Linked DNA regions of Mus musculus: regions 2 and 3 are each linked to region 1. A link is a loop called in an ENCODE intact Hi-C map of the cell type or tissue named here. Cell type or tissue: left cerebral cortex. All regions are shown on one strand.

The links. A loop is a pair of places that touch in the nucleus more often than their neighbours do. Peaks named below come from ENCODE experiments on the same cell type or tissue, not always from the same donor. Only the 100,000 strongest peaks of a DNase experiment are listed, where the experiment ranks them.
Region 2: a loop joins it to region 1, with 4 times the contacts of the local background. A loop is called at or near these places in 16 of 42 quality-filtered maps.
Region 3: a loop joins it to region 1, with 3 times the contacts of the local background. A loop is called at or near these places in 22 of 42 quality-filtered maps.

Annotation. Positions count from the first base shown.
Region 1 is chr8:86,581,353-86,589,352 of GRCm38, forward strand. No RefSeq gene overlaps it. Among named protein-coding and RNA genes, the nearest start is that of Abcc12, 19 kb to the left of the region's middle. In left cerebral cortex, CTCF peaks have their summits at 666 (motif pointing left), 3,933 (motif pointing left), 4,506 and 5,458 (motif pointing right); DNase peaks (open chromatin) are centred at 673, 1,112, 3,929, 4,462 and 2 more places; H3K4me3 peaks cover 598 bases; H3K27ac peaks cover 804 bases.
Region 2 is chr8:85,452,464-85,460,463 of GRCm38, forward strand. No RefSeq gene overlaps it. Among named protein-coding and RNA genes, the nearest start is that of 4921524J17Rik, 24 kb to the left of the region's middle. In left cerebral cortex, a CTCF peak has its summit at 4,253 (motif pointing right); DNase peaks (open chromatin) are centred at 39, 1,142 and 4,285.
Region 3 is chr8:86,899,960-86,907,959 of GRCm38, forward strand. No RefSeq gene overlaps it. Among named protein-coding and RNA genes, the nearest start is that of Gm33391, 17 kb to the right of the region's middle. In left cerebral cortex, a CTCF peak has its summit at 3,349 (motif pointing left); a DNase peak (open chromatin) is centred at 3,350.

The sequences.
Region 1 (8,000 bases):
ATGACCAGAGCCACCATCCTAGAAACAGCTCCCCTTAGCTACCTTAGCTACCTTCAAGCACTGTTGGACATCTCATAAGACCTCTGCCAAGCACCCGTGGCCTGTAGGGATACCTCTTGCTGTGGCCCTGCTGTGGATTAGCTTTCCTGCAGTCAACAGAAAATATTAGGTGGAAGACTCTAGAAGCAAACGCTTCACACTTTGTTTTATTGGAGCCCATTCTGAAGAGTGTGAGAAAGCTCGGACCACCCTGACTGTAGACATCACTGCTGTCAGCCACTTAGTAACTGGTTCAGTTGTCAGATCAATTGTCAACAGAGTCACCGTGCTTATGCTCAGGGGATCCTTATTTTGCTTAATCATGACCCAAAGTGCAAGAGCTGTGATGCTGGCAATTTTATTACGATGTATGAATTGTTCCATCTTATTATTTATTGTGGTTATTCTCTTACTGTGCCTAACTCCTGCATCTAATTTTTTTTTCATGTGATGGTAGAAGCATCAGATAATAGAGGGCTCAGCGTCCAGTGCTGCCCTGGGCTTCCACTGGGGCGTCTTGGAACATATTCCCCAGAGACCACAGAGGCCCACTCTATTTAAGACCTGTCAGGTCTCTGCTTTGCTTATCCCTGCCAATTCCTCCCTCTGCTGGATGTTTCCTGCTTCTACATTTCCTACAGAAATTTGGTTGCATCTCTCTGCCAGCAATAAACCTGATGTTTCCCTCCATGCCCTGAAGGGACCCAGAAATGTGGCCACCGGACAACTGGGCAGTAAAATGGATACTTCAAGAGAATCATGCTGGATGTGGGAAGGTTCTCTTTACAGGTGCTGGGAGTACCTCGCTTCTTGTGCCTCCCTCCCTTCTCTATGAATGCAAATCGCTGCTAATAATATCGCTTGACATTTATAAAACCCTTTTCTTGATCTTCACAACAGCCTCAGGATGCCTCCTAAGCCCAGCCAGACTCCTTTTCAAAGTCTTCCAAACAGACCCAGATATGGCAAGCTTACCAAAGGAGGATGCCCAATTTGCCTCCATCTTCATTCGAGGCCAAGCACAGATGGATTTCTACTAAGACAGTATTTTGGTGCTACATCAATTGGATCTTGAGGTCAGATTCTGGAGCAGAATGATACAGAGGGGGCGTGGATCTCTGAATAAAGGAGCAGAAGAGATGAGCTCCCACCTCACTCAGTATCTGAGCGCATCCAAGATCAGGGAGCAGAGGCTCAGATAAATGAGCACGCCTGGGAGAGTGAGAGATGAGCACGCACTGCAGAATGAGAAGAACAGTCAGGCATCCTTGCTATAGCCTGGCATGGTGGCACACTCCTATATCAGCAAGAAGGACTGAACCAGGCAGGAAGATTATTAGTTTGAGGCTAACCTGGGATACAAAGCAAGATGAAAGAAGAAAGAAGGAGAGGGAGGGAGAGAGGCAGGGAGGAAGGGAGGGAGGGAGGGAGGCAGGGAGGAAGGGAAACAGGGAGACAGGGAGACAGGGAGACAGGGAGACAGGGAGACAGGGAGGGAGGGAGGGAGGGAGGGAGGGAGGGAGGGAGGGAGGGAGGGAGGGAGGGAGGGAGGGAGGGAGGGAGGGAGGGAGGGTAGGAGACAGGAAGGCAGGAAGGCTGAGAGGCAGGAAGACATGGAGACAGGGAGGGAGGAAAGCAGGGAGGGAGGGAGGGAGGGAGGGAGGGAAAGAGGAAAGGAGGGAGGAAGGGAGGCAGGGAAAAAAGAAGAAAGCAAGAGTAGAAGGAAGGAAGGAAGGAAGGAAGGAAGGAAGGAAGGAAGGAAGGAAGGAAGGAAGGACGGAAGGAAACTTTGCTATATTTTCTCATTCTTTTAAAAATTCTAAATGTAGGGGCTAGTGAGATGGCTCAGCGGGTAAGAGCACTGACTGCTCTTCCTAAGGTCCTGAGTTCAAATCCCAGCAACCACATGGTGGCTCACAACCACCTGTAATGAGATCTGATGCCCTCTTCTGGTGTGTCTGAAGACAGCTACAGTGTACTTATGTATAGTAATAAATAAATCTAATAAATAAATAAATAAATAAATAAATAAATAAATAAATAAGGTACCATGTGCAAAACACACAGCATTTTTTTTTAAAAATTCTAAATGTATACTGCTAATCTAAAGATACTAAACCCAGGGCTGGTGAGATGGCTCAGCGGTTAAGAGCATCGACTGCTCTTGCTAAGGTCCTGAGTTCAAGTCCCAGCAACCACATGGTGGCTCACAACCATCTGTAATGAGATCTGACGCCCTCTTCTGGAGTGTCTGAAGACAGCTACAGTGTACTTACATATAATAAATAAATAAATAAATAAATAAATAAATATTAAAAAAATACTAAACCCAAAGATGGCTGAAGTAAAAGATTTGTCAACTGCTAGATACGCTATCCATAAAAAGGCCAGGTCCTGGACCAGTGTCTGCAAATTCCCAGTAGCAGGCTAAGCAGCCCCCTGGAAAATGTACTCCATGGAGCAGAGTTGGGGGCTGGCTTTATTTATTTATTTATTTATTTAGCCTTGGAGAAGGGAACCCTGACTGACACTCACCTCACCTCACCCAGCCCAACCCCCAGCTACAGACACAAGGGGTGGCTGACACAGAATAAGAAGCTTGGAGCAGGACATGGGTCCTTAGAGCTACATCCCCCATATTGGATGTTTGCCTGTCCCTCTGGTCCTTTCTTCTTCTGTCTTAGATCAAAGTGCAGACAAGTCTGTTCAAAGCCAGTGATGGGGTTCTGAGCCAGACACCCCTCCTGCCAGAGTGAGGATCCCTCTATCAGAATAAATGTTATTTATTTATATCAGATAAATGTTGTTATTAATCTGTTCCCATGCCGTGGGCCTCTTTGATTCTCCAGTGTATTTTCAAAACCTTTTTTTTAATGTCCAAGACACGATATGTAGAATTACAGATAACCAATTAAACTAAAAGAGTGCTATGTTAAAAACAAGGCAGGATATTATGAAACATAATCTACTGTGTTGACGCTCTAAGTAACATAATCTAGAAGGAGGTCTAATGACCACCAAGAGTCCAAAGCATCAATACACGTGAGGTTTGTGAAAACTGGGGCAACCAAATGAGATTTGAGAACGCCCATTGATGCCGCCATCCTCGTGAAGGTCGTGGATATGATGTATTTGATTACCTCCATTATGATAAAGGGAAAATGCTAAATTTCCATTAGTAAAAATAATGACATTTTTTTCTGTTCTAGCCCACAGGCACATGGACGACAGACAGGTCAGCTCTCAGACTGGTAATCTGTAAGGTTGCTTCTAACACAAATTATCTAGATGAGACAAGGGGATGTGTATAAAATGTGTTAGGACGTCAGTTTTGTTTTGTTTTGTTTTGTTTCTGGCAAGCCCCCGCTGACCTAGAACTCTGTAGACCAGGCTAGCCTCAAACTCAGAGATCTGCCTGCCTTTGCCTCCTAAGTGCTGTGAGTAAAGGCTCTTGCCACCAGCCCTATGTAAGAATTTGACAGTCTGAAGAGTTGGCACCAGAGTATCACATAGGTGGAAACTGCTTTTGTTCTGAGAACTGTCTGTTAGTCATAGTGGCCCATACATATACCCAGCCACATGAAAGGTTAGAACTGGAGCTACAAGTTCAAGGCCAGCTTGGACCACATAGTGAGTTTGAAACCAGCCACTGCAGAGTGGCTTTAATAAATTTGCTCTGAGTGATTTAGCTGCTGCTGACTTTGAAAATAATCCCAGAAATAGAGATTGATGGAAGAGATCGGGGCTGGGGAGGTAGGTGGAGTCCTGTGGATCGGTGGCAGTAGCCTCTTTCCCATCCTCTGACTCAGGGATCTGCGTTTTTCTGTCCGGATTCCGTGTAGATCACTGCAGTTTTGAGTCTACGGAGCCTTCCTGCATTACTAGGAAGAACCTGCCATCTGCTGGCCAGCTTGAGTAAAACATGAGGACCCTCCTGAAGGATGATGGCTGTTTGGGGAGGGCGTTCTGGTACAAAGGCCATTGCCACAAAATAGGTCTGGGAGGGACAGATATTTTCTATTAACAACTCTGGACTTGGAAGAAGCCGGATAGGATGGCACTTAGAAGGGCCCTTCGATTGCTCTTTGGGACTCCGAAAGTAACGAAAGGGGATAAAAGATTGAAGAAAAAAAAAAAAGTAACAGGGAAAATAGCTATTGAGAGAGAGAGAATGAGGATTTACAGTCAAAAAATACCCCACAAAAAGAAACAGGTGTCACTGGAGACGCCTCCGGGCGGAAGAAGATGAGAACATTTCCCCGCCTTCGGTGTAGACCGTGTTCTTCGGTTCTGAGATCGCATCGCCCTCAGGCAAAACTGTTCCTTCTGCACTGAACGTTCTTCCGACCCCATCCTTCTTATCTAAGTAAATGTTTGTTTGCTGCCGCTCTAGGGAATCTGCAGCAAGTCCGCTGGGCAAGCGAGCTCTATGGAAGCTCAGCTCAGCTCTTTGTCGACACCTCCTGGCACTGCTCTGGAACTGCCTGCTGACTTGTTTACTGCTTACTTCGTGTCTCCAGAGATCAAAACCCCCAGGCAGGGTATCATTTAAAGGCAGCTCTATCCTACTGTGAAAAACTATGCGAGACTATTAGCTTACTGGATTCATTTTTCTTGTGGAATTTTGAGGAACTTGGTGATCACAATTTGAAAACAAATAAAAATGCGTTGACACATTTTTTCCCCTAGAGATCTTCTGCCTAGAAGTTGAAAATCATTTCTTTTTCTATTTCAATATCTGCCAACACCCTTGAGGGGCCTGCCGGCATCCATAGCCTGCTCATAGCAAAAGCCTCGCGATTCTAGAGAGGGAACCCCTCCATTCAGTCCATGTGACTTGGAGCTGATCCTGTCCTCCCACACAGGAGTGACTGGGCCTGGCAAATCCAACTTCTAATAGCTTAACATGCTTGGTTCAGAGATGAGCATATGACTGAGCTAACCCAATGAGAAAATACCCTACTTTGAAACCTTGACTGAGAATTTCTGAACTTGGTAGGCCATGGTCCTGGAGCTTGTGGTCATTTGGTGCCGCCAGAAAGTGGAAAGTGGCCAGAAGTAAAGCCAGAGGTAAGACGGTGTCTACAAGATCAACATTCTTTCTGTACTGGCTCCAACCCAGAACTTTTACTGGACTTCCCCATTCCATTCCATGAGCCATAGCTACTGGGAAGACTTTTATAAAGAACATATTTTAGACAGTAGCTATCCCAGTGTCCAGTTAAATAGGAAGAATAAGGGAAGATGAAGGTTGGGGGTCAATTAACGTTTTGTCTCTAGGAATGTCCCTTACTCTCAGTGTACTGTGGGGAGCAGAACGCCACCCTCCCTTTCTCTTTCTCTCTCTCTCAGATGTATTTGTTTTTATTTTAGGTGTATGAATGTTTCACCTGCATGTATATCTGTTTATCACATGCATGCCCGGTGCCTGCAGAGGCCAGAAGAGGGCATCAGATCACTTAAAACTGGAGTAACATGAGCCGCCGTGTGAATGCTGGAAATTAAACCCGGGTTCTCTGAAAAAGCAGCCAGTGCTGTTAACAACTGAGCCACCACTCAAAATCAGACCAGTTTTAATGCTCCAGTCTTCCCATATCCACACCTTTGCTTCCTTTACAGTGAACTGCACTAGCAGCAGCAGCAGCAGCAGCAGCAGAGGCAGCAACAGCTACAGCAGCAGCAGAAGCAGCAGCAACAGCAGCAGCAACAGCAACAGCAACAGCAACAGCAACAGCAACAACAACAACAACAGGGCATCAGCAACAGCAGCAGCAGAAGCAGCAGCAACAGCAGGGCAGCAGCATCAGCAGCCACTGCCATCTGCAGTGGAAAAACTGCAGTCCCTGCATTGAGTTCCAAGGAAGCAGATGCTATGGTGAAGATGCTGGACTTCAGCTGCTTCACTGGTTGGCCTGCCTAGACTCCTCCTGCTTGCTCCTACTCTAAACACATCCCTGTTTACTTCCTAATTATGTCCCAGTGTCTGACTAGTGAGAAGAGAATGAGTCACATGGAGACACACTAAAGAATATGGAGCCCAGTGCATTGCTTGCTGGAGTACTGACCACTTTAATGGACTGGGTTTGTTGTTGTTGTTGTCGTTGTCATCGTCGTCATCATCATCGTTGTCATTGTTTTAACCAAACTATGCCTTGCTTTTTTTTTTTTTTTGGTGGGGGGCACATTGTAGCTTGCAGAGTGTTCTTGTATAACATGACCTTGCCCAGTCTTCAAGGGTACCTCAGTGAGGTGGGACAGATCAGCCTGAGTAGCCCAGCATCCAAGAGAACTGCCTACCGTCCTCCACATCTGGCTCTTTTCTAACCTTGCCTGACTGGGTGGTAAGGAATAACCTGTGTGACCTACGGGTACTCCAGGCCTGTGCTGCAGATCCCATGCAGTTATTAATTGGGATCCAACAGCCAGAGGGGTCCCAATTAATACCCCAAGGAGGGTTTGCCTGTTGGGCAAGAAGCCAGTGATTCTCCATTTTCTGAGTCCTCACCAGGAAAGTCCGTATCCTCCTACCTTTCACACACAATGGCCATTGTCAATCACACAGAGGAGAAGAGGGCTGGGGCTCTGCTTCCAGAGGTATCCAACGCTATAAGCAGCCATTCGTTTGTTTGTTTGTTTGTTTGTTTTATATGAGTACACTATTGCTCTCTTCAGACTCACCAGAAGAGATCATCAGATCCCATTACAGGTGGTTGTGAGCCACCATGTGGCTCCTGGGGATTGAACTCAGGACCTCTGGAAGAGCAGTCAGTGCTCTTAACCTCCTGAACCATCTCTCCAGCCCTATAAGCAGCCTTCTTACAACCTAGGTCAGCAGTCACCAAGGCCCACCACTTCTTAGCAATGGATGAATAAATCACATGTGAACCATCAATGGTGCCACTGAGGATGAAGTGTGTCACCTCTGGGTGTCAGCTGATATTCCAGGGATGCGGCAACCTCCTGCTGGGACCACCTGAATGAACAGCTTGTATCTTCCATGTGTAAAGGAGCCGCAAAGACATACATCTTGTTCTTAAAAAAAGAAAATCAACTTCTGCCCAGGCCCTGTGGACCTGCTGGCTCTCAGCCACTGGGTATTTAACCAACCACAGCCAAACCGACACATGGCCACGCTGTTGGCTATGTGGTCAGAGGGACATTGCACAGTGAGTATACTTTCACCCCATACTCACTTAAAATACACATTGCGGGAACCTGTGACCCCAGAACACTTTGTTAACCTATTATGGATCTCCAAAGACCCAGAATGCTTGGGGCTAGAGAGATCACTTAGCAATTAAGTACAGTGGCTACTCACAATGAGTACCTTAGTTCAATTCACAGCATCCACATGGTGGCTCACAACCCTCTGTTACTCCAGTACCAGGGGATTCAACTGGACTTAGTGAACATCAGCCACACATATGCTTCATAGACATACTGGCAAGCTAAACACTCACATACAGAAAATAAAACTAAATAAATATAAACAATATTTAAAAAAAATAAACATAGAATCCAGAACACTGATAATGTAGATAGCAAAAAAAAAAAAGTGGAGCCTCATGTTTATAGAGTGGAGCCTTAGGGCACCCTTTCTCTGTCTCTGTCTCTCTGTCTCTCTCGCTCGCTCACTCTCTTATCTATCTATCTATCTATCTACCTATCTATCTATCTATCTATCTATCTATCTATCTATCTATCTCATCCTTCTCCTCATGAGGTGGGCCTTCTTAGATGCATTTCACATGTGTATTGATTATTCTCCAGTGTCAACTTGCCTGGATTTAAATTTATTGAGGAGAACATCAAAACACAGCTGTGCAATAGAGGGGTTCTTCTTCAGAGGGGGTTAACTGAACCCACGTAAATGTGGGTAACACCATCCCATAGATGGGCACCCAGACAAAATAAAAGGTGCGATGAGGAAACCAGCACAGTGCTGGCCTTCTCCTTTTGTG
Region 2 (8,000 bases), 1.1 Mb before region 1:
TCTACAGGAGCAGAGGGTTTGCTTAGCAGGTTTGCTGAGAAGGAAAGCCTGAAGCTCTGGCAGCTGTCCTCGCCAGCAGGCAGACAGAGACAGCGCCCCCGCCCCGCCCCCGCTCCCGCCCCCACTCGGGTCCCCAGCCCCACCCCCGGAGAGGCTGATCTTTAGTTGCGGAAAGGCAGCATACACTTATGAGAGAAAGCAGCGTTTGTGTGTGTGAGACATGTGTGGTGACAAGTGTGTGTGTGTGCGTGTGCGTGTGCGTGTGCGTGTGCGTGTGTGTGTGTGTGAGAGAGAGAGAGAGAGAGAGAGAGAGAGAGAGAGAGAGAGATGACCACAGCAAATCAGGAGTGGGATTAGATCTAGGAAACAATTGGGGAGTGTTTTTATGAAGAACTGGAGCCTGAAATGAAAAGTGATGTAACCGAAGCAGTAAGAGAAAGGGTCGAATGCAAGAGCCTCAGGTTCCGTTCCACTGCCTTAATGTAAGGTCCTTTGGAATCTAGAAGTCAGGGGCTGGTGAGATGGCTCAGCAGGTAAGAGCACTGACTGCTCTTTCAAAGGTCCTGAGTTCAAGTCCCAGCAACCACATGGTGGCTCACAACCATCCGCAATGAGATCTGATGCCCTCTTCTGGTGTGTCTGAAGACAGCTACAGTGTACTTACATATAACAATAAATAAATCTTTAAAAAAAAAAAAAAGGAATCTAGAAGTCAACTGTGTCACACTCTGGCCAATGGTAACCATCATGGAGGGGTACTGAGGCCAGACCATGCGTGAAAGGACTGGTATAGGCACAGCGTGCCCCAAAACCAAGTTCTTAGCATAACCCAGAGAGACAGAGGGCCGGAATAATAAGAGACAGAGTTAGAAGAAGAAGGAGGTTGAGGGAAAAGGGGAAGGGAACAAAGGAAAGGGGAGGGATATCTGTCCTAGGGGAATAAGAGACTACCTCTGAATAGAGAGGAGACAGACATGGCCCACAGGCAAATGGTAGTTTATAAGGGTGAAAGGGGAAACCTTATGTTGGAATGAGCTGTTGAATTTTAATTGGGCATGTTAATTAGCTCAGGCTGGCTAGAGCCTCTTCAATGAGACTTAGGTTTCTGTTGCTGTGATAAAACATGCCCAAAAGCAGCTTGATGTGGGAAAGATTTATTTTATCTTCCATGGTAACATTCCATCACTGGGGGAAGTCAGAGCAGAAACACAAGCAGGGCATTTCCTGGAGGCAGGGACTGAAGCAGAGACCTTGGAGGAAGACTGTTAACTGGTTTCATAAAACCATAACGAGGCACACTGTTGTCAAGGAGTCACACTGTCTGCAAGCATAGCCGAGTGTCAATAGTGGCAGGGGTTGGCTCTCTCCCATGGGATGGGTCTCGAGTTAGGCAGTCACTGGTTGGCCGTCCCCTCAATCTCTGCTCCATCTTTATCCCTGTGTATCTTGTAGGCAGAACACATTTTGGGTTGAAGGTTTTGTGGGTGGGTTGATGCCCCTCTCTCTTCACAGGAAGTCCTGTCTGGTTACAGTAGGTGACCAGTTCTGAAAAGGAAAAGTTTCACTAATCTTAAAAAGATTCAGGACTGGAAAGATGGCTCAGAGTTAAGACATGGATACAGTTCTCAGAAAACCTCCCCCTCCCCTGTCTCTCCCCTGCCCCTTCCCCCCACCACCCCAGCAGCTCACAGCTCTTTGTAACTCCAGTTCCAGGGACCCCAACCACCTCCTCTGCCTCCTAGGGAACCAGGTACATATGTGACACACACACACATATGTAGACAAAACACTCATACAGGTACATGTGTGATGCACACACACATATGTAGACAAAACACTCTTACAGGTACATGTGTGACGCACACACACATATGTAGACAAAACACTCATACAGGTACATGTGTGATGCACACACACATATGTAGATAAAACACTCATACAGAAGTAAATATTTTTTTACTGTTAAAAACAAAAGGAATGTTCACACTGGATTTAAAACTTAGTAGAAAACCATGATAAGCAAGATAGCATAGCAGTGAGACAAAGAGAGGTGAAGAGTCGGTGAAATAGAGTATGTGAATAATGTAGAATAATAGAATAATGTATGTGAACAGCTGTTCACACGTAGAGTCAGGTGATGTTTGACAAATAACTCAAGACCATTCATAGGCAAAGAATAGATCACTCAATGAATTCTGACAGGACAACTACATAAAGCCATGCAAAGAAAGAAAAATTTGACACCTCCCTCCACCCCCACCCCGTCCCCAAGAACTGGAGAGATGGGTCATCAGTTAGGGGCAGGAGTTGCTCTTGCGAGGACCTGAGTTCAGGTGCTAGCACCCACATGGTGGCTTACAACCATCCATAACTTCCTTCCGATCCAGGGTATCAGCTTCCTTCTAAGTAACCCCCGATTAGGCAATACTGTCTAGATATGATTTACAGCTCTCCTGACAGGGGCTGGGGAGAGAAGCAGAGCCCCAGACTCCTTGGCCAGGTTCACTCACTGGGAGCCAGAGTATGTGCTACAGGGGTAGCTGGTGTCTGCTTCCCCACGTGACTCACAGCAGCCCTCCTTCAGGAGACAACAGAGGAAGCCCTGCCTTCTTTGCCATCGCAGCCTGGAGTGGTGCCCCGGCCCAGGTGAGCTGGAGGGAAGCAGGAACGGACCCGAGCTTGGCCATAGGCTTTTGTTCTTAATGGGTTTTTATAGACTTGTTGAATAAATAAATGCTTCTTTGCCTGCTGCGGGATCTTAGCGCCAGTCCCAGCTATCTTAAACAGTGTCTCTTGTCATTTTGTCTGGCTTTTTTTTTTTTTTTTTTTTTTTTTTTTTTTTTTTTTTTGGTTTTTCGTGACAGGGTTTCTCTGAATAGCTCTGGCTGTCCTGGAACTCACTTTGTAGACCAGGCTGGCCTCGAACTCAGAAATCAGCCTGCCTCTGCCTCCCAAGTTAAAGGCATGCGTGCCACCACCACCCGGCTTGTCTGTTTCTTTGTTTTCACTGTTAAGTTTGTCTCTTTGGGAGCACATCTATGGAGCACTTTGTGGTCACCAACCCTAAACAAAATTCTCTAAACTGTTTTTTGTTTTGCTTGGGGGTTTTATTTTCTTTATTTACTTTTTTGTTGTTGTGCTGTTTGTTTTTGAAGTAGGGTCTTGCCTATACTCCAAGCTGGTCAGGAACTCTCAATCTTTCTACCTTAGCCTCCCAAGTACTGTGATTACAGGTGTACATTTCCATGCCTGGCTCTGAACTGGTATTTTTGTCTTGTAAATATACTGGGATTTTGTTCCAGAACTCAAGCATGTTCAACAAAATGTTATCCTACATAGACCCGTGTTCCTATTATTTACATGTTGTTTTATGGAAACAAATGTAATGCCTTAAACACCAATTATTTAGTTAGATTTCAGTTTTGTGGCTCAGGAAAGACTTAGCTGTGTGGGGATCACTTAGTATTTATCAAGAAGGTGGGGTAGACTGGCAGTTCCAGGCAGACTGCATTTCCATGCCTGGTGGCTTGGCAGGGATGGTGGAGCACAGGACAGCTGAGCCCATCTCTCTCTTTAGTACTTAGAGCCTGTTCACATGTCTTCAGTAAGATGGTCCAAGTTTTTCCATGGTGGCTCAGAGCTTCAGTAGTGACTGTTCCTGGAGACTAAGAAGGAATGAGAACCTCTTCTGAAGTCTCAAAAAACTTCCGATTGGCCTGAAATCTAGATGGGATGTCCCTGCCTAGGAAAGGAATAAGGTTTAGAAGGATGTAAATTGAGCTGACTGAGGCTTGACATCAAAGCCAGGAAAAAGAGGATCTGACCAGCCACGAGGTCAAGCTGGAGGAGGGCTTAGAGCTGAATAAACCCCTCTCGTGCTATGAGGAATGTAATTTTGTTCCTTCCCTATCACATCCAGGATTACCTGAGGTTCACATCTGTAGAGACTTAGACTATGGGAGCCTCAGAACTCTGTCAGTCGTCAAAAAGGTGTAAGGCCCCTTTCTCATTAGGATCCTCGCAGCCCAGGACAAAGTCAGGGTCACCAATAAGGCCCTTGGATGGAGGTTGGCTCTCCCTCACGAAGAAGGAAATTGTTGCTTCCAGCATCCCCCACTTTGCACGTTAGGTTCTTGGGGAGGCTTGTAACCCGGCATCTTTTGGTCATTCTAGTCTAAAATAAACTGGTCAGCATATTTCAGACTAGATAGAATCCTCACACCAAGGCTTATTTAAGTCTCGAAGACTAAACCAGATGGCCGCTAGATGGCACTTTCGCACTTGCGGAGATGAGAGGCGCAGCTGCTATAGCTGTGGCCTTAAGTTGGGTTTGTCTTTTGGCTCTCTCCTCATTCAGCTGTTCTGACGATTGATGATGATGATTCGTCAACTAGCAAAGACCTCGAAGACTGTGTCTCATAAAGTAGGGAAAGGGTTCTGGAGTCGCTGGACTCGTTTTTTGAAGCTTTCGTCTTGTAGAGTATGTAAGACATCTTACTCTGCCCCAACGTCTGGTTTTTTTGTTTTGTTTTTCGAGACAGGGTTTCTCTGTGTAGCCCTGGTTATCCCGGAACTCACTTTGTAGATCAGGCTGGCCTCGAACTCAGAAATCCGCCTGCATCTGCCTCCCAAGTGCTGGGATTAAAGGCGTGTGCCACCATTGCCCGGCTCTGCCCGGGCTTCAGAAGACGCTTGAATTGTAAGATGTAGTCTCAGAGTGGCTTGACTTTCTATAATCTCGGAGTCAAGGTTAGTATGGGTGCACATGGTTTCAGCTTGGGTAGGCTCAAAGAAAGCAGGGTTTTGTTTTTGTTTTTGTTTTTTTGGAAGCTCCTTGTGTTGTCTCCTGTAGGTTTGATAATGGCCTTTTCCATGGGTGGGGCATGGCCTAGGGAGGGAAGAGTCAGGAATAATTATTCTGGGGAGTTTGGGTGAGGTCTGTCCCTTCAGAGAACAAAACGGTCACCAGGTTGTTAATAATCCCACTCTCAGCCTTCTGGATGGGATGCAGGTTTTGGTTTTATCTCCTCTGTTGAGGGGGAACCCTGTGTGATTAATATTCCTGGCTCTCTTAGTGCTGCTCTGTGAGTACCGGGTCCTTATGCCCTCTATACCGAGAGATCACATCTTCAACTACACACGGACGGACGGCAGAGAGTAAATAGGTGGGGTGAGCCTCGCAAGGTGACACTTTCACAAAGAGCCCCATCCGGGTCTATGATGGACATTTCCAGTCAAGCAGCCTCAGCAGGATATAGAGAACCTGTCCTAAATTATGACAAATGAGGTTTAATTGTAGCATACAGTTGTAATCCAGTGTACCCTAGGGCAGCCAGGGTTACCAACCTGGGAGCAGAAAAGAAGGCCAAATTTTGTTAATAAAAAAATATATAAGAGGGGCTGGAGAGATGGCTCAGTGGTTAAGAGCAATGACTGCTTTTCCAGAGGTCCTGAGTTCAGTTCCCAGCAATCACATGGTAGCTCACAACCATCTGTGATGGCATCCAATGCCCTCTTCTGGTGTATCTGAAGACAGCTACAGTGTACTCGTACACATAAAATAAATAAATAAATCTTTAAAAAAATAATACTTTTTTAAAAACCAGAAAAATAAGAATTCCTTTGTTGCTTCTCATTTTCAGAGTCTGAGGAGCAAACCTAGGCTGATTTTTGATAATACATCCCAGAAGTGATTCTGAGTGTGTCCCATAACACGAATCATATCAAATTGCCCTTTAATTCCAGCACTTAGGAGACAGAGGCAGGCAGACTTCTGTGAGTTCAAACCCAGCCTGCCTGTATGGTCAACAGAATCAGTTCCCAGCCAGCCAGTGCTACATAGTGAGACATGTTGTCTCAAAAGAAAAAGAGGGAAGAAGGAAGGAAGGTTCATTTGGTGAAAATTCCACCTAAGGCAGCTATTTCTTGAATCAAATTTGTGCTCAAATTTCATTTCTCCCGAGAAGCTGTTCCACTTGGTATTATTAGCCAATTACATAAGACAGGCTCTGGACACTGATCCCCTGAAAGAACAGCCAGTGCTCTGAACCACTGAGCCATCTCTCTAACCCACTATCTTTTAAAAACATATTTATTTCTCTTTATGCATATGAGGTTCTGCCTGCATATGTGTGCTTGTGCACCGTAGGTGTATGCCTGGCACCCAAGGAGATCAGAAGAAGGCATGTGATCCCTCGGAGTTGCACTTGACTTTTAGCTGCATGTGGTTGCTGGGGACTGAACTCTGGTCCTCTGGAAGAGCAGTCAGTATCCTTGACCACGTCATTTCTCCAGCCCCTGGAATGAAAAAAAAAATATATGTATGTATATATGTGTGTGTGTGTGTGTGTGTGTGTGTGTGTGTGTGTGTGTGTGTGTATGTGTGTGTGTGTATGAATGAAGGATATGGCTCAATGGTTAAGAGCACACACTGCTCCTGCAGGGACCTGGGTTTGACCCCTTTTCGGACTCCACAGGTACCCATACTCACCTGTACGCATGATCACACACACACACACACACACACACACACACACACACACACGTTGTTAATATTCCTGTCCAGTGAGAGGTATAAGCATCTTCCCCTTCTCCAAAGTCCCAACGACAAACCAAGTACAATTCCACCAGAGCTCACCCTGGAGAACGGCTTAGTCCTTTGGACTTACAGAGTATAGCTAAGAAGTTGCCATCAGAAACATGCTTGGCCAAAAAGAAAGAGACCACTGCTCCAGTTAGTGTCTGGACAGAGCAAACCTTTGCTTCTGGTCCAAAGGTTGCTGTACTCACAAACAAAGGGCAAGCACATGGGACAGCAAGTGTGCTTGGTTTTTACTTTAATGTCTGCGGTGACTGCCATTTCCCCATTGGCTAGAGTCTGACCTCACAGTCTTTTGTGATTGGCTAGTTTTAAAAGAACTAGTCAGAGAATATGAAGGATGATGGGGAAGAGCCAGCCAGCCACTTAAGTTCCAAGAATGCTGTAGGACCTTTTTCTTTTAAATAAAAGTGTTATCAGGTATAGAAGTTTTTTTTTTAATGAATAAATGTTTTTTAAAATGGGGGGGGTGTAAAAGATTTTGAATCTTGGTCATAAACCAACGTTTTATAGTATTTAACAGAAAAGAGTAGTGTTTACAGTTTCTTACACTAGTTGCAGTAGTCTGGGTGGTTATACCACAAAAGGCCACACTAGAAAGTCTGTACCCAGCATAAACGACCCACCCACAGCCAGAGAAATGCATGATTCTTCCCTAGTACTTCCCAGCCTGTACGCATTATCTCCTTGAGGCCATGCAGAATTAGGGCAGAATGCACATAACTGTTAGGAGCGTGTGGTTACTCAACTAAGAGTCACATGATCCTCTTCAGCCTTCCTTCTATGAAGGAAAGTCAACAGCCAATAAGCCCAGTTATAATGATCTTCTGCAAGCAGAACCAACTGATCTGATGATGGTGACAGCTTAGCTTAGAGATAGTCCTGCACAAAACACAGACACACAGAGACACACACACACAGACTCACACATACACCACATGCATACATACATATTTATATACACACAACACACATGCATACACACGTACGCATACACACATGCTTACATACACACATGTACACACACATACACACAAATGCACACATGTACATGCACCCATGCATCCACATATATACATACATACACAAACACATGCACACATGCATACAGACACACATGCATGTGCACATGCAATTAGAAGTAAAAATTAAGCTAGAGAGATGGCTCAGCAGGTAAGAGCACGTGCTGCTCTTACAGAGAACCTGTCTTTAATTACCAGTGCCAATATGACAACTCCCAAATATCTGTAGCTCCGTTTCCAGGGTATCCAATGCTCTCTTCTGGCCTTCATGGGCATCAGGCCCATAGGGTACACAGACATAGATGCAGGCAAACCATTCATAAACATAAATTTTTAAATATTTAAGATAACTTTGTAAATTTTTAGATTGTATTAACCTG
Region 3 (8,000 bases), 320 kb after region 1:
TTTGGTGTAGGCTACTGAATTAGTCAGGGTTCCCTAGAGGAACTGATGTGATAGAATGAATCTCTCTATAGAAAAAAGGGACCTAGAATGGCTTAAGGCTGTGCTCCAGCTAATTCAAAGATGGCTGGCATCCAACAGAAAGTCTAAGAATCCAGTAGCTGTTCAGTCCGGGATCCTGATGTCTCCACTGGTCCTCAGCGTGCACTGGAATCCTGAAGAGGGCTCTAATGCCAGGGAAGGGCTGGACTTACAGGCAAGAACAAGCAGGCAATGATCAAAAGGTTTCTCTTCCCATGTCTTTTACATAGTCTGCCAGCAGAAGGGTTGGCCCAGATTTAAAATGGGCCTTCCCTCCTTAGATAATAAATAAAATCAAATAAAATCTGGATTTAGGATGGGTCTTCCCACTGCAATTGATTTAATTAAGAAAAATATCCCTCACCGGTGTGCCCAGCCACTTGGATTTTTAGTTAATTCCAGATGTGGTCAACCAAGAATAGCCATCCCAGTTACCTCACATGGCAGACTTCACATGCAGCCTGTGATCTAGGTACTGACACTGGCTGAACACATCTTCCTGGAAGGGGAGCAGAAAGAAAGCGATGTCTGTAATATAGGGCAGAAAACTCCATAGTCCCTTGGAAGATGTGAAGAGCTTTTCTGATGTGGGACTTTTGCTGGGTAGACAGTGCACATATGTCTTCTCGCCCCCGAGAGGGATCGATTTTGTTTGTTTGTTTGTTTGTTTGTTTACACAACTTAACTCAGGCCAGTGGGAAGAGGGAACTTCAACTGAGACAATGCTTCCTTCAGCTTGGCCTGTAGGCAAGTCTGTGGGTTGTTTTCTTGATTGGTGATTGACATGAGAGAGGCTGTTTTGTTTTATTTTGGAATGTAGGCCATGGCATCACTGAGCAGGTGGTCCTGGGGTGTCCGAGAAAGCAGGTCAAGCAACCACAAGGAGTGCTGTAGTAAACAGACCTCCATGGTCTCCACTTCAGTTCTTACCGTCCGTTTGCTTTCAGCTCCTGCCCTGACTTTTCTCAGTGATGGAGTAGGACCTGGGGTTTTAAGGGTTCTAAGGTGAGATAAGTAATTTCCTTCCCAATTTGCTTTTAGATTTATTTATTTATTTATTTATTTATTTATTTATTTAATGTATGAGTATTCTATTTGCATGTACACCTCATGCCAGAAGAGGCATCAGATCACACTATAGATGGTGTGAGCCACCATGTGGTTGCTGGGGATTGAACTCAGGACCTCTGAATAAGCAGACAGTGCTCTTAACCCCTAAGCCATCTCTTCAGCCTCCCAATTTACTTTTAGTCATAGCCTTTATCACAGTAATAGAAAGTAAACTAGAACAGAAGATGCATAAAATTTGTTCCCTGAGCACAGACATACAAGTTTTTTTTTTCCCCTAGATACCTCTGCATAAGAGGAGCTGCCTGGGGTAGGGGCTGGAGTATATGCTAGTACCCAGAATACTGTTGTACAGTTTCAACTTTATCTGAGTGAGCTCACATGGCCCCAACAACTTTTAGAAGGTGGGGTTGTACCCATCTTACAGACAAAGAAATAGAGGCTTATAGCAATGAAGTACCTCACTTGGAACCCTCACAACTAGGAAGTGACAGTAAGAACAGGCACGGCATATTGTGCTATTCAGGACTTCCCTGTGGACCTGAGGAGACAGAGGTTCCTTGGTTCCTTAGGACTGAGACCTGTGACCTGTAGGATAAGGGACTCTACAGTCCTTCTCTATCCCTGGGTCATAGGAGACAGGTAACAAACCCCAACTGTTGTTAAAAGAGACTAGGTGCTGAGGTAAAGCTCTGAAGCATCTCCCGGCAGCAGTACCGGGTCTGGGGCTGTGAGGAGCCTGCAGTAGGATTTGCTGCAGAATTTCATTGGACCCCTCTTTGTCTGAGAAACCAAGATGGGAGTGAAGTGTGCTTTCCCGAGGCCGAACCTTGATTGGCCAGGGCTCCTCAAGCACATAGGCTCCCGAGGTGGTTTAGTAAAGGGTCACTAGCACCTCCTTGTCCCTTCCCATTGTCTTGTTCCTGCTCCTGCCACAGGTCACCTCCACTACAGCAAGGGAAGAGGTGGGAGCCTGTGGAAGAGGCAATCAACCAGCTGGGGTGGGGTGGGGTGGTAAGGAACGCGGCTCCTCAAGTTGCTAGAATACTTGGCCTAAGACACCAGGGTCAGGCAGTCTCACAGGAAGCTGGGTCTCCGCCCTTCCCCTTGAGCTTCCTAGTAAAAATAACTGATGTTTCCTGAAGCGTTCACATGTGGCAGGAAGGCTGAGCTCGGAGCTGCCAGGTCACCACCAAGATTCCTTTTGTTTTGCAATGGATAGGATAGAAAGAATGTCTCTCTCTCTCTCTCTCTGCCTCACCTCCTCTTCCTCCTCATCACTTCTGCCTTCTTTTTATTTAGAATTCCTAAATTCCTCTTACGGAAGAGCTAAGCTCCTCTTTGCCCTACAGTGTGGAAACAACATCACTGATAATGTCAGGTAATTAATTCAATGGCAAACAGACTGAAACAAATTGTAACTCCAGTGCATTTAGTTTTTGTTCTTTTCTGTTTTGAGAAGAGTTATTATGGCAAGAAACAGTTTCCCTTGCAATTATACTCAACTTAAAAAAAAAAAAACAGAACAAAACAACAAGACTAAGAACACCTTAGGTGTTCAGGGTTCATGTGGCTATTTCCAGAGTCATGAAGAGGGATGGATATAAATGACTTAAATGTGGAAACAAGCATCGCGGCTGGTGATTCTCGACCTTGTGCGATATGAGCTCTTGGGCTAATTGTGCAACCTTTGAAAAAGCCACACTTAGTTTAAGGGTTGGTTCTGCACCCTGCACTGGTCAAACAAAACCTTTGCATAATAAAAGGCTTGGCTTTGCCTATCCCGTAGTTGGTTGGGTCTTTGGTTGGGTCAGACCAAGCCAGGCCCCTCGTTTCTGTTTCTTTTGGGGGTGGGGTCGGATGGGGGGTGTTTTGTTTGTTTGTTTTTTTGTTTTAGACAAGGTTTTCTTCTGTAGCCCAGGCTGGCCTGGAACTCGCTAGGTTGCTAGGGTTGGGGTTTTGAACCTACAGAAATCCTCAGAGTACAGGCACAAACTCCTGTTTATCCGATAGTTTCCTCAAGGAGGATATTTCAGTTCTCTTCCTCTTTTTCCCTCCTGCCAATGTGGTGCTCAGACTTGGAGCTAGAGGATAAAGAGAACATCTCAGAGGTTTTTGCACCTCATAACTTGTCAGTTACTGACTAGCAACTGAAGGAAACGCTTCTGCTTTGAATCGCCTACGCCCTTGGCGCCACCTGCTGGTCGCATCGCGCCAATGCAGCTCTGATCCGTGGAGAATCTAAGCCTACCTTCTGAGCCAAACCTGAGAAAATCTGGTGAGTTGTTGCACACCAGCATCTCCTTCTTTACCCCCAGCATCTCCACACCCAAGCTAGTGCCCTCTGCTCCCCTCGGTATGAGGAGAGCTGCTAGCCTAGGTAGGGGACTAGAGAGATGGCTCGGTAACTAAGGAACTGCAGAGGAACTGAGTTTGAGTCCCAGCACCCAGGGATCCATGGGATTCGACACCTTTGGTCTACATAGACATCCCCTCCCCCCTCCTTCCACCACAGATCTAATCTGGAGGTTTGCTCCCTCAAGCAAAGAGGTCATCAGAGTCACTTCTGAACAGCGATTTCCCCTTGACCCAGGGGCCACTTTTGAAGAACTTCCCTGTGTGTTTGTGACTGCGGACTTGGTGGACCTGTGAGCAGGACATCTGTGGCCCAGCTAGCCATAGGCCTCACTGAATAGACTCTAGCTTACAGTGGGCCCTGGGCTGCATTTTTAACCGGCACCCATTGGACCTGGGCCTCTTTGGCCTGAAGAATCACCTTGCTTAGCAGCATCCTTCCGCAGCTCCGCTTCCAAGCTCCACCGGAAGCCGCTGCGCGCTGAACTGAGCTTTCTCTGGTCTAGGGTCTGCCTTTCCTTTACAAGGATATTCCTTCAGTGCTCATCGCAGGTCCTTAAGGGGCCTGTGTGTGCGTGTGTGCGTGTGTGTGTGTGTGTGTGTAAGCTTAGGGATGTCACTTGACTTTCCTAAAGACAGGGGAATAGTGTTTGATCCAACCAAGTCAGTCGGATTTCAAAACTGCTCCTTCTTATCCACCTTTCCCCCTCTCCTCTTCTCATCCTGTCCCTCCTCGTATTTCCCTTCTTGCCCGGCTCCTTTCTTGTCCCCTTTCCTCTGTTCTCCCCCTCCCCAGTCCTCCTCAGTACCCTCCATCCTTCCCCCTCCTCCCCTTGTCCTCCCCTCCACACTTTGGTATGCTTTACACGGGTCCAGGTTCTCCTAGCATCCCTCGGGCCCCTTCCTGGCAAACCCTGCCCCCAACCCTGAACTTTCCAGCCCAGGGGCAGGGGCTGGGCTCCCCCTCCCCAAGCTCTTTCCTATATAAAACAGACATCTTGGTCTCCTTCTCCTCTCGCCTCTCTTCCTGCTCTTCCCCTTCACCTTCTCGGAGTGCACGATTTCTCTCTTTCTCTTCCCCCCTCCCATCTGTGTTCCAAGGAATAGGAGAAACTGGAGTTCAGGTGGTTGTAGCCACCAGGTATGTGCTGGGAACCCAGCCCAGGCCATTTGTAAGAGTAGCTAGTGTCCTTAACCACGGAGCCATCCCTCCAGGTCCCCCCTTTTACTTGCACAGATAGTTGTCTTTAAAAAAATTTTTTTATTGATTTTGAGACACCATGTAGACAAGACTGGCCTCGGGCCTTTTCACAATCTTAAAGCACACAGAATTTCTTGGGGCAGCTAAGATGGAATATAGGTTCTAGTAAGTAATGACTCAGGAGTATCAGAGGGGAGAGTGTGCTACCCTTGGGATGTTTGGATGTGCCCATCCACTGAGCTATTTAAGGCATATTAAATATTAGGCTACGTGTGTGCATGCACGTGTGTGTGCGTGTGTGTGTGTGTGTGTGTGTGTGTGTGTGCGTTTTACTTGGGAATCCAGAATATTGGGGCGGGTAGTCGGGGGTGAGTAGAGTGCACTAATTGGCTGCTGCTACAGTGGGGTCTGCCTCTTGCTATGCGGCAGGTGGAGCTCTCCCCCTGGGTTTGCTAGTGGCGTAGCCACCCATCAGTCTTTTCTCCCTCCCCGCCCATTGGATCTGGAGATCCCTAAAGCGGAGATCATTTGTCTCTGTGGTTCTCACAACAGTGTCTGAACACTTATCATGTGCCAGATGCCCCACTAAGTGCTTTTGTGTTTCATTATCTGAAGTGGATGGTGTTAGGACCCTCAGGGCTTATTTTAGTTACTTCGTCTGGGTTTCCTCTTGTTGTTTGAGATAGAGGTCTGTCTTAGGGTTTCTATTCCTGCACAAACATCACGACCAAGAAGCAAGTTGGGGAGGAAAGGGTTTATTCGGCTTACACTTCCATACTCTGTTCATCACCAAGGAAGTCAGGACTGGAACTCAAGAAGGTCAGAAAGCAGGAGCTGATGCAGAGGCCATGGAGGGATGTTCTTTACTGGCTTGCTTCCCCTGGCTTGCTCAGCCTGCTCTCTTATAGAACCCAAGACTACCAGCCCAGAGATGGTCCCACCCACAAAGGCCCTTTCCCCCTTGATCACTAATTGAGAAAATGCCGTACAGCTGGATCTCATGGAGGCATTTCCCCAACTGAAGCTCCTTTCTCTGTGATAACTCCAGCTGTGTCAAGTTGGCATAAAACTAGCCAGTACAATTGACCCCTTGTCAACACAAACACATCACTAGTAAGTCTCAACCCTTACATTCTTATTCATCCCCAAGATCTAAATAACTTTAAAATTTCAATCTCTTTAAAATATCCATTTCTTTTAAAACCCAAAGTCAAGCCGGGCATAGTGGCGCACGCCTTTAATCCCAGCACTTTGGAGGCAGAGGCAGGCGGATTTCTGAGTTCGAGGCCAGCCTGGTCTACAAAGTGAGTTCCCGGACAGCCAGGACTACACAGAGAAACCCTGTCTGGAAAAACTAAAAAAAACAAAACAAAACAAAAAAAAACAACCCAAAGTCTTTTTACAATTGAAAGTCTCTTAACTGTGAGCTCCACTAAAATAATTTCTTCCTTCAAGAGGGAAAAATATCAGGGCATAGTCACAATCAAAAGCAAAAATTAAACTCCAACTGTCCAATGTCTGGGATCCAATTCATGATCTTCTGGGCTCCTCCAAGGGCTTGGGTCACTTCTCCAGCCCTGTCTTTTGTAGCACACAGCTTTTCCTCCAGGCTCCAGATACCTGTACTTCACTGCTGCTGCTGCTCTTGGTGGTCATTCATGGTCCTGGCATTTCCAAAATACTGCATGACCCCTTCAGTCCTGGGCCATCAATTGCAGCTGAGGCTGCACCTTCATCAACGGCCTTCCATGGCCCGTCACAGTGCCGAGATTCAGCTGCTCTGCATAACCTCTTCAAAACCAGTACCACCTGGCTGACTCTTACACATTAACAAGTCCTGCTGCTGCACGAGGTACAACTTTGGCTATCTCCGGAACACACCCTCTTTGTGCACTCAGAAAACACTTCCCAGAAGATGACACCTCAATGATGCTGGTCTCTTCTTAATCACAGCTAATTTCTTAGCTCCAGCTAACCAGCATCAACAGTCCCAGTAATGCAAAGTTTTCTCTTTAGTAGTTCTGGTATCTTGTTAATCACAGCTGATTCTTCAGCCCCAGCTAACCAGAACCACAGAATCTTCACAATCAAAATAGCAATGGCCCTGATAAAAGTCTTTAATCTTCCCTCTGAAATTTCACAAGCCAGGCCTCCATCTTCTGCACTGTTCTCAACATTATCTTCCAAGCTCCTACACAACATCTGACAGAGCTCTTAACACCAAATGGATCTTCTGGCCCAAAGTTCCAAAGTCCTTCCACAGTCCTCCCCAAAACAAGGTCAAGTTGTCACAGGAATACCCCACTCCTGGTACCAATTTGTCTTAGTCAGGGTTTCTATTCCTACACAAACATCATGATCAAGAAGCAAGTTGGAGAGGAAAGGGCTTATTCGGCTTACACTTCTCCTTTCTCTGGGATAACTCCAGCTGTGTCAAGTTGACACAAAACTAGCCAGTACAGGGTCTCACTCTGTAGTCCAGGTTGGCTTTGAACTTACAACCATCTTGCCTCAGTTTTCTGCACGTTGAGATTACAGATGTGTCCCATGCCTTTCTTCTTAGTTTTGAGATGAAGAGAACGATTAAACAACTCATTTGAGTCACACAGCAACTGAATGGCAGATTGCTGATATAGGCAAGTTGACTCTAGAACCTTCCCCTTGCCAGTCTCCCATGCTAGAACCTTCCCCTTGCCAGTCTCCTATGCCACCTCAGTGGCCTTTCTTCTTTTGCTTAGAAAGGTAGGGGAGAAAGCTCTATGGGGTTTACTTCAATGTACAACAGTAACCTGCAGGCCAATGGAACTGTATTGTGTTTGGGGTCTGATTTTGTAAATAAGTACTCATTACAACCCTGGGACAGTTACTAAATGTGCTTGTTTCTTACCCAAAACAGGGGCAATTTCCTGGGTTATTGTGAAGGCAAATTGATGTGTTCTTACAGTAAACCCAGGAACATGCGTTTGCTAGGCAATGGGTGGGTCTCTCACTCTTTATAAATCAATATCCACCTCTCTATCTGTGTATGTGCCGCATGCATGTTTGGTGCTCGTGGGGGACAGACGTGAACACTGGAACCCCTGGAACTGTAGTTAAGGAAGGTTGGAAGCAGCCACGCGGATGCTGGGAAAGCAAATCTGGTTCCGCTGCAGGAGCAGCAAATGCCCGTAACCACCAGGCGCCTCTTCAGCCCCTGTAGTAGGTTTTTTTTTTTTTTAAGATTTATTTATTTATTTTATGTATATGAGTACACTGTAGCTGTACAGATGGTTGTGAGCCTTCATGTGGGTGTTGGGAA